Linked DNA regions of Homo sapiens: region 1 is linked to region 2. The links are chromatin loops, found by intact Hi-C in ENCODE. Cell type or tissue: A673. All regions are shown on one strand. Each heading gives the region's core, and the rest is flanking DNA. Links, peaks and the distances in the headings are about the cores only. Region 1 has its middle 26 kb from the start of RGS18. Region 2 has its middle 68 kb from the start of RGS18.

Evidence for each region. A loop is a pair of places that touch in the nucleus more often than their neighbours do. Peaks named below come from ENCODE experiments on the same cell type or tissue, not always from the same donor. Only the 100,000 strongest peaks of a DNase experiment are listed, where the experiment ranks them.
Region 1: it touches region 2 in a loop (2.4-fold over the local background); 1 of 110 quality-filtered maps calls a loop at or near these places.

What each region holds. Positions count from the first base shown.
Region 1 is chr1:192,130,227-192,134,636 of GRCh38, reverse strand. No RefSeq gene overlaps it. Among named protein-coding and RNA genes, the nearest start is that of RGS18, 26 kb to the left of the region's middle. In A673, for the core only: a CTCF peak has its summit at 2,538; a DNase peak (open chromatin) is centred at 2,516; H3K27ac peaks cover 2,739 bases.
Region 2 is chr1:192,223,847-192,228,256 of GRCh38, reverse strand. No RefSeq gene overlaps it. Among named protein-coding and RNA genes, the nearest start is that of RGS18, 68 kb to the right of the region's middle. In A673, for the core only: no CTCF peak of the experiment used is centred there; DNase peaks (open chromatin) are centred at 2,396, 2,766 and 3,196; H3K27ac peaks cover 3,222 bases.

The DNA of each region.
Region 1 (4,410 bases), core at 137-4,136, 94 kb after region 2:
CTGATTTTTAATTTTTTTTTGTATAGATGAGGTCTCACTCTATTGCCCAGGCTGGTCTCAAACTCCTGGGCTCAAGCGAGTCTTCTGCCTCAGCCTCCCAAAATACTGGGATTACAGTGTGAGCCACTGTGCCTGGCCAAGAATGCATTTTCTTGCCTTTTCCAGCTTCTAGAGGCTGCTTGCATCCCTTGGCTCATGGCTCCCTCCCGAAGCCAACATTGGGGGTTTCAGTTTTTCTCCCATGGCATCATTTTAATATTGACTTTTCTGCCTCTATCTTCCATATTTAGAGACACCTGTGACTACATTGATTCCACATGAATAAACCATGATACTCTCTGTTTTAAGGTCAACTAACTAGCAATCTTAATTTCATCCATTACCTTAATTCCCCTTTGCCTTGTAACTTAACATACACATAAATTTTGAAGATTGAGGCCTGGATGTGTTTGAAGGTGATTCTTCTTCTTATATCCATTTATAGCAAAAAAAAAAAAATTCAGAAAACAGGGTGCGGGTAACATTAAATAATGTTGATAGTTGAGATTTTGGTTGAATGACAATGTGCCACATCCAAGGTAGAAGTGATTTGGAGTCTACATGCATTTTGTTTTTCAGACAGATTTCTGCTATGGTCTCTCTGACTGACGCTTACATTTTAGAATTCAGATCTCTAATAAAATGTGATTGTGGAAATAAGAATAATTTTTTTTTTGTCTTCACAAGTCATTTATGTCCTTTACCTCCTCACTCCTGGTACAAAGTGGTTCTTTTAATATAGTGATATATTAAAGTTATTCTCTGAGTCACAGATGAGTGATACATTCAGGAAAATATGACTAATTTGCCTGTTAGCGACAGCCTTTCAGAGCAGTTTTTCCCAACTATTTCAAACACAAATATGTTTTTATAGTATCAATATAATCTTACACCATGCTTGTTGTGGTACTTTCAGCATCTGTTGATTGAGAAATACACCATGACAAAAACTACAGTGATTTTAGTAATGCTTTTAAGTAAGTATGTACACTATTTATCATGGCATTTATGTGTTTCAGACAATGAGATATATAAGTGCATGATGTAATATTACATATTTATTTTACATCCATGACTTACATGCAAAAATATTCACCTTCACTTTGTAATCACTCTGCACTTCAGAAATCCATGGTATACCAGATTATAAACTACTTCCTAAAAGTCAAAACCACTCAATTCTATCTCTCCAATCCTCATCAATGATTATGTTTTTGTTCAAAAATGCCACTGTCTTATTTCTGACATGTAAATAGAAGAAGCAAGATCTTAAACTTACATGGAAAAAGTGTTGAAACTTCTAAAGAAGTATGCAAGTAAATTGATTTTTCATTCTTATCTCTAGTAGTTGTCTTGCATAAAAAAGATATAATTTTAAACTAATATACAAAATTAAATAAGATATTCTCATTAAATTATACTTAATAGTTTAGCCCACAGCTCTCAGAACAAATCCTTAAAAACTGTTGAGCCAAATGCATATTCAAATTTTACACCTGATTGAAGCCTTCAAGAAACAGGATGCCTACTTTTGATAAACCCAACTTCCATGAAAGCGGGAGTATTTTGTAGGCATTTATAATAATATTAAACTCTCCAGCAGAAACCTGAAACATATTATTGTTTCATTGAGTTCTCTATATTGGAGAGATTGCTTTGGTTTATGGGATCATAATTAGAAAGTAACTTTTAAAAATGATGCATTTGATTAGGTTCATAAATTCCTAATTATCAATGGACAAATAGTGCATTTTCATAGGCTTCTCATTTAATTTTTCTTTTTCTCTGCTTTTCATTTTCTGGTAAAATTACTATTTACTAGAATATTTATTAGAAAAAATACAGAGAGTTAAAATTTTAAATAATCATCATAATACAAATATTTCTTGTTTGCTTATTGAGATTTACTTAGAAGAATGTAGAGAGTAAATAATGTAACTAAAATAATTGCATAAAAGAGATTGTTAAAAATTTAGATTAGTAGAAAGTAAAGGTCAATGTTAAATTATATGATTTGGCTAGAAAAATAAATCACTTCAACTTGTTCCATTCATTTTTTTTTTAAATACTGCCTTTAGAAGTATTATCTTTCCATTGAGATTTGGCCTGAAGTTCCTAGATATGTAAATGGTTCCCCAAGTTTACTTAGATGATGCATTTAAAGTTGTTTTTACTAAAATATATCTTGGAAGTAGACTGTAGGCTTTTTTGATCAGGTGACAGTGGTATTATTTTATTTTGAAATAACCATCTGGATTTAAGATTATTGTGGGCCTACTAATGCAGATATCATGTTAAAAATTTATAACTTTATAATAGTTAAAATTTCCTGAAATCTGATGGAGAAAGACAATTATATAAGAGAAAGCTACTGGCATATTTCCATTGCTAGGGGCTAAAGGCACAGAACATTTACAGATTAAATAGTGCATAAATTTTAGTTTATGTGCCTATTATAGCCACTGTCGACAGGAAACAGGATGCACGCAGTGTGAAACATGGCTTGCAGTGCCACTGGAGGCTTGTTCTCTGAAATTCACCGAGTATACTGCCATTAACAGCATGTGTACTAGCAGCCTCACATTTTGGGTTTATTTACAAAGCTAAACAATGTATTGAAAGTTGATTATCGATCATAAATATTTTCATAAACAGTCATTGAATTTTTTTCTCAAGAGAGTATTAATCACTAAAAACCAGTAACAGGTAAACAGAGCATCTTATTTTTCAGACCGTCAAGTAAACTTTCTAAGTAAATTTCTGGTACAGCAGGAAATCTACACTAGTTACTTAAAAGTCATGTGATTTTTTAGGAATGCTGTGATGAAAGTATTTTATTACCAGTGCTTTTATAAATATCATGTGATTTGAGAGTGAATTTTAGTTTCTTCCTTTGAAAACTATGTAGAGACACAGAACAGAGTTTAGCCCAGATTAAATACCAAAATGCTAAAAAATTGTGTGTTCTACTGGTTAGATGTTATTGTTTAATATTTAACTCGAGAGAAGCAATGATAGGTAGCTTTGAAGAGCATAGATTTGAGCCTCAGCCTGTCTTGTGCTCATCAATTGCTAGTTAAGTGAACTGCAGGCCAGTTAGCTTCACTATGCTTCAGTTTCTTAATTTTTTTTTTTTACATGATGATACTAATAGTACTTACCTCAAAAAGTTGTCATGAGGATGGAATACAGGTATAGCACTTAAAACACTGCCTGACATCTTATAACTGCTTTTTGAAAAAAAGTATTAACCCGTTTATTATTTTCAGTGTCTAGTACATGACAGGTAATGTGCTACCCTGGAGTCCCAAAGCCAAAGTGTTCTGGCTCCTTTTCTCAAAGAACTTACAACGCAGTCTAAAAGAAATACCATTTGACACAGCCATCCCATTAATGGGTATATACCCAAAGGATTATAAATCATGCTGCTATAAAGACACATTCACACGTATGTTTACTGCCGCACTATTCACAATAGCAACGACTTGGAACCAACCCAAAAGTCCATCATTAATCAGACTGGATTAAGAAAATGTGGCACATATACACCATGGAATACTATGCAGCCATAAAAAAGGATGAGTTCATGTCCTTTGTAGGGACATAGATGAAGCTGGAAACCATCATTCTCAGCAAACTATCCCAAGGACAAAAAACCGAACACCACATGTTCTCACTCATAGATGGGAATTGAACAATGAGAACACTTGGACACAGGGTGGGAAACTTCACACACCGGGGCCTGTCATCGGGTAAGGAGAGCGGGGAGGGATAACATTAGGAGATATACCTAATGTAAATGACAAGTTAATGGGTGCAGCAAACCAACATGGCACATGTATACATGTGTAACAGACCTGCACGTTGTGTACATGTACCCTAGAACTTAAAAATATAATAAAAAAAAGAAAAAAAGAGAAAAGAATGCATCTTAATAGATCATCTCAATATAATGTGTTAAGGGTTCTAACATGAAATTTGTGCTGGTTGCCATGGGAGAAGCTTGGTTCTGTTTTAGGTATAAGAGAAAGCTTTCTGGAACATAATATCTGAGCTGCTTTTTTGAAGATAAGAAGTTATCTGAGTGAAGAAGCAGAGGAAGAGCATCTCAGTCAGAAAACAGCACGATAGAAGACACAGAGGCATGTAATAATCTGATGTATGCAAGGAACTTCAAGCAATTCCACATCAGAGAGATTAATCACAGAGGCCTACACCTGGGTATGACAGCACCCTCCTACCCCCCACCCTGCCTCCTCCTCTGTTTGGTATAACTCAAATGCTTTTATATTGGACATGGATGCTCCAACTCAACAGGGTGTTTACTGCTCATTTAAGGTTAAGTAAACCCAGGAACAAAGAGTTAGGAAC
Region 2 (4,410 bases), core at 141-4,140:
TTAACACAGGTAATTCACTTAGAAAATAATCTTAAGAAGTATCTCTCCGGGGGCCGGGTGCGGTGGCTCACGCCTGTAATCCCAACACTTTGGGAGGCTGAGGCGGGCGGATCACGAGGTCAGGAGAACTAGACCATCCTGGCTAACACGGTGAAAACCCGTCTCTACTAAAAATACAAAAAAATTAGCTGGGCGTGGTGGTGCATGCCTGTAGTCCCAGCTACTTGGGAGGTTGAGGCAGGAGAATGCCGTGAACCCGGGAGGCGGAGCTTGCAGTGAGCCTAGATCGCGCCACTGCACTCCAACCTGGGCGACAGAACGAGACTCCGTCTCAAAAAAAAAAAAAAAAAAGAAAAAAAAAAGCATCTCCCCACAAAAAAAGAGGGAAAATGAAAAGAGGCTCAGGAGAGAAAAGCCAATAAAATGTGCATTAATTAATGATGTGTCACTGTTACCAACTGTAGCTCAATCTCTTTGGGGGAATTTCTGAGAAACTGTAACATGCCTCAGAATTACCTTACCAGGCAATGGGAGCTTAGGACATGCACAGACTTCCATCCGTGGTAGATTGTTCTGGGCACATCTTCTCCATCCCTGCCACTCTAGGCTGTATCACATTACTGTGAAACAAGCTCTTGTCGGTCCGAGAATGAGTGTTTCTGTGTCAGAAACCACAACTTCAGGTAAACTCGGGTATATCAAGGGAAGTGATATGAGGCATCTAAAGAACTGCTGCTGTCCAACACTCATACCTCCTAAATTTGCTCATGCCTCACAATGAACATACTTGTTGCTGGTACTCCATGCAGATGGCTAGCTACAATCTATATATTTTTTTAAAAATCTTAAACTATAAGGCTGGTAGAGACAGCTAATCATGTTGCTGCCACTAATCTAAAATATATAATTGGTATTCTTCGTATTAACCCTTTATCACCTATTCTAGATTACCTTCATCCGCAGGAGCATGTTTTCTGACCTAGATTGCTTGCCTTGTGGACTCAAACCTTTATCCCTTAGGGCTATGAATCTCAGTCACCTTGCTTTTATCTGGCTATGGTGGCTATAATTGCATTTTAACTATTGTTACTGGGCAATGCTCCAGTGTATCCCTTAAGTTCCAAGACATATCTCTCTTTGCTGTTATTATAAAGCATCAACCCGACCTATTATGACAGTAGTTCACTACTTTATCTGATGGCCTACTGGCATGAGGTGCCCAAAATGATTTAGTATCAGTTATATCATTAGGTTTAATGGAACCCTTGCTGTGTCTTTTGGTCGACGCATCCCCTGATTCCCCATTGTATGACACTGCCTTTACAGTCCAATATTTCACTTACCTTTAGAGCCTAATGTTGCGTGGAAGACAAATAAAAGTTCTCTAAGTAGATTGCTGAGAGTGAAGATAGCAGCCATTTCTATTTCTATCCTGTGGTTCTTGGTTTCACATGTTTTAGCTACTGGATGCAAAACAGCATCTAATTGTTATTGACTCAGTGTTAATACCTTATCCTGGAGGAGATTTTTCCAACCTGGCAAGATATCTCTTCCAAGTTTTCATCTTAGGTGAGTGAATCTTTGAATATTTATTCCAAAATTCAGGGTGTGAATTTTTGGGCAATATGCTATATGACAGGATTGGTGAATCCCATGAGTGCATGTTTATTGTTATAGCTCCTTTGCTATACAATTACTTCATTAGTTAAGGGCAGTATCATTTAGTATGGGACATTAGTAAATCTGTCAGAAATTAGATAGTAGTGCTGAGGCAAGGAAGAAAAACATTATTTCAGAGTGAAAAACTGTTGCACCAACAATGAATCACTGATTTGTTCATGATAGAAGAGATTTGATGTATACAACATAGCACCAAGTGGTTCTCCGCTGCTGAAAAGTTCAGACATTCAGTAATGTTTGGAACAATAAAAGCCTTGGTACAAGGGAGTCTATACCTTTTGTGGCCATATAACTTTTGTCCCTGCCACCATGATACTCCACTTTTTAGTTAATTGAGCCAGCAATAGAATGACCAAAGACAGAGGCTGGATGACATCTACTGGACAAGTCTTTTTTATCTAACTAGTTGTTCGGCATCTTCTCTGTAGCTGATGTTTTCTTGTAGGCTTTGATGCGATATACAAAATGCTTCATACTTCAGGTCCACTCACACTCAGGTCCCATTCACATTACTCTCCATCATAACTCCTTTACTATACTTTTCAATCTTGTCCATTCTAGTCTGTTAACAAACTAACTAGGCCATTCACCATTGCCCAACAATCTGTATATTCATCTCAACTACTTTTTCCTGTGTAAAAGGAAATGACTAAGCATATTGCTTAAATTCTTACTACTGGGAAGATTTCTGTTTTCTGTGTCTTTAGGACCACCCCCTATGGAGCCGTGTGTAAAAATATTCATTTCTGGCTTCCATTCAAATACCAGGATAATTCATCTGTAAACTAGGCTCAGGATTTTTTTTTCTTTATTTTCAGTTGAACAGGGAACGTCGACAAGACCATTGGTAGGGTCTGAGGGAGGGACAACTGTGTAATAGAGACAGGTAATTTGTCCATGTAAGCTACCTCTTCAAGTAACAAGTAAATTATTAGTGACTTCTGGATCTCCTTTGGTTTGATCTCAAGTATACCATTTTCATCATATGCATATCCTATCTTACGTTGTGGTGGTAGTGACAATATCTAGCTTATATTGGCAGTTCTAGTTTTAGTGCAGCTTGATGTCTGTAGCCAGGCACTCAGTCTCTACTAGGCACAAGGAGCACACCAGGATCTCCTTTTCATATGATAAGTAGTTTTCTCCTTGAGGTTTGCACTCCAACCTCTATTGAGACATATTAGAAACACCATATAACATTCCTATCTACCATGGAAATCTCTAGTTTCGGTGAGATAGTATACAAAAAGTAAAAATGATTAAATTTTTTTATAGAGAGCAGGAAAGGGAAAATAGCTCTGGGAAAGATAATGATTTGCTTCATCATTTAGAGATATATGAACATCTTTACTAATAGAAATTGAAAAGCCATATTTTCTAGATCAGGGTTTGTCACACTATGGCCAATAGGACAAACCTGACTCATCATCTATTTTTTCAGATAAAGGTTTATTGGTATACAGCCACTTGCATTCATTTACATATTGCCTATGGCTAATTTTGTGCTACAATGACAGAGTTGACACAGACCATATGGCTTGCAAAGCCTGAAATATTTACTAAGTGGCCCTTTACAGAAAAAGATTGTTGATTGCAGCTCTTGATCTAGAGCTGCATGACAAGTGCCAGAGCAGTGTGGATCTGCACCATCATTTATAGCACATCAGCTGCAACTTTTCTACTCTTCATTTAAGTTAATAATAATGTATTATCACACCATGATTCATCTGTCTTTTTCAGCAACCATATTGATATGATGAATGGGGATATTGTGGGAATCACTCATTACTCCTACCACTTTTAAGACTTTGAGGGTTGAACTAACATTTTTAATTCCACTGATGATGCATTATTGTCTCTGATTTACTAGTGGCTGGAGCTTTAGGAACTTTGACTTGACTCTTGTCCACTAACCAGAGTGGTTTTGTTAGCTGATAAGTATATCCATCTTAATTGTGTGCTCTGAATACAGGGAAGCAAACACAGCATGGGTCCACAGACTCATATGAACCCTCACCCAGTGGACAGCAGCCAGAGAACTATTTCTCAGTGGCCTCCTCAACAGAAGAACTATGCTGATATTTGCTTCAGCTCTGTCCAATACCTCTCAAAATACTAAATAATTCCCTTTTCCCATTGTTCTGTTACTCTGGTAGATAGCCAAGGTTGGGATACATTCACTATATACACTTGTAAATTTAAAATTAATGCTCTCTGCCTTAGATTTCCATAAAGTGAAGACTATTATCTCTTACAGGGGTTCACAATGGTATCTCCATTCTAATTAAGTTGGTCTTTCTAAATTTTTGTCATAGCCCTTAGTCAGACAAATATTTCCCCCACTGGCAATATTTTTTTACATTTATTTTTCTAAATCTCACATATTCGCTAAAATCCAAATAAAGAACTGTTTGTTTGTTTATTTATTTATTTTTGTTTTTGTTGTTGTTTTGGAAGCCTTTGCTTTGGAAATGCTCCCTCTGACATCAACTAGGTGACTGCCTTGAGTTGTTCTTCAACTCTTGAATTATTTAAGTCTTCATACCTCAGTTAAACAATGCAACAAGCAAGCAGGTAAACCTTAGTATGAGCTAGTAGTTTCATATATATCTATATTTAATCTTCACAAAATCACCATGAGATATGTGTAATTATTTTTGTCGTTATTATAAGGGAATAAACATTCTCTCATAGATTAAATTAATTTCCCAATGTCACACAACTGATTAA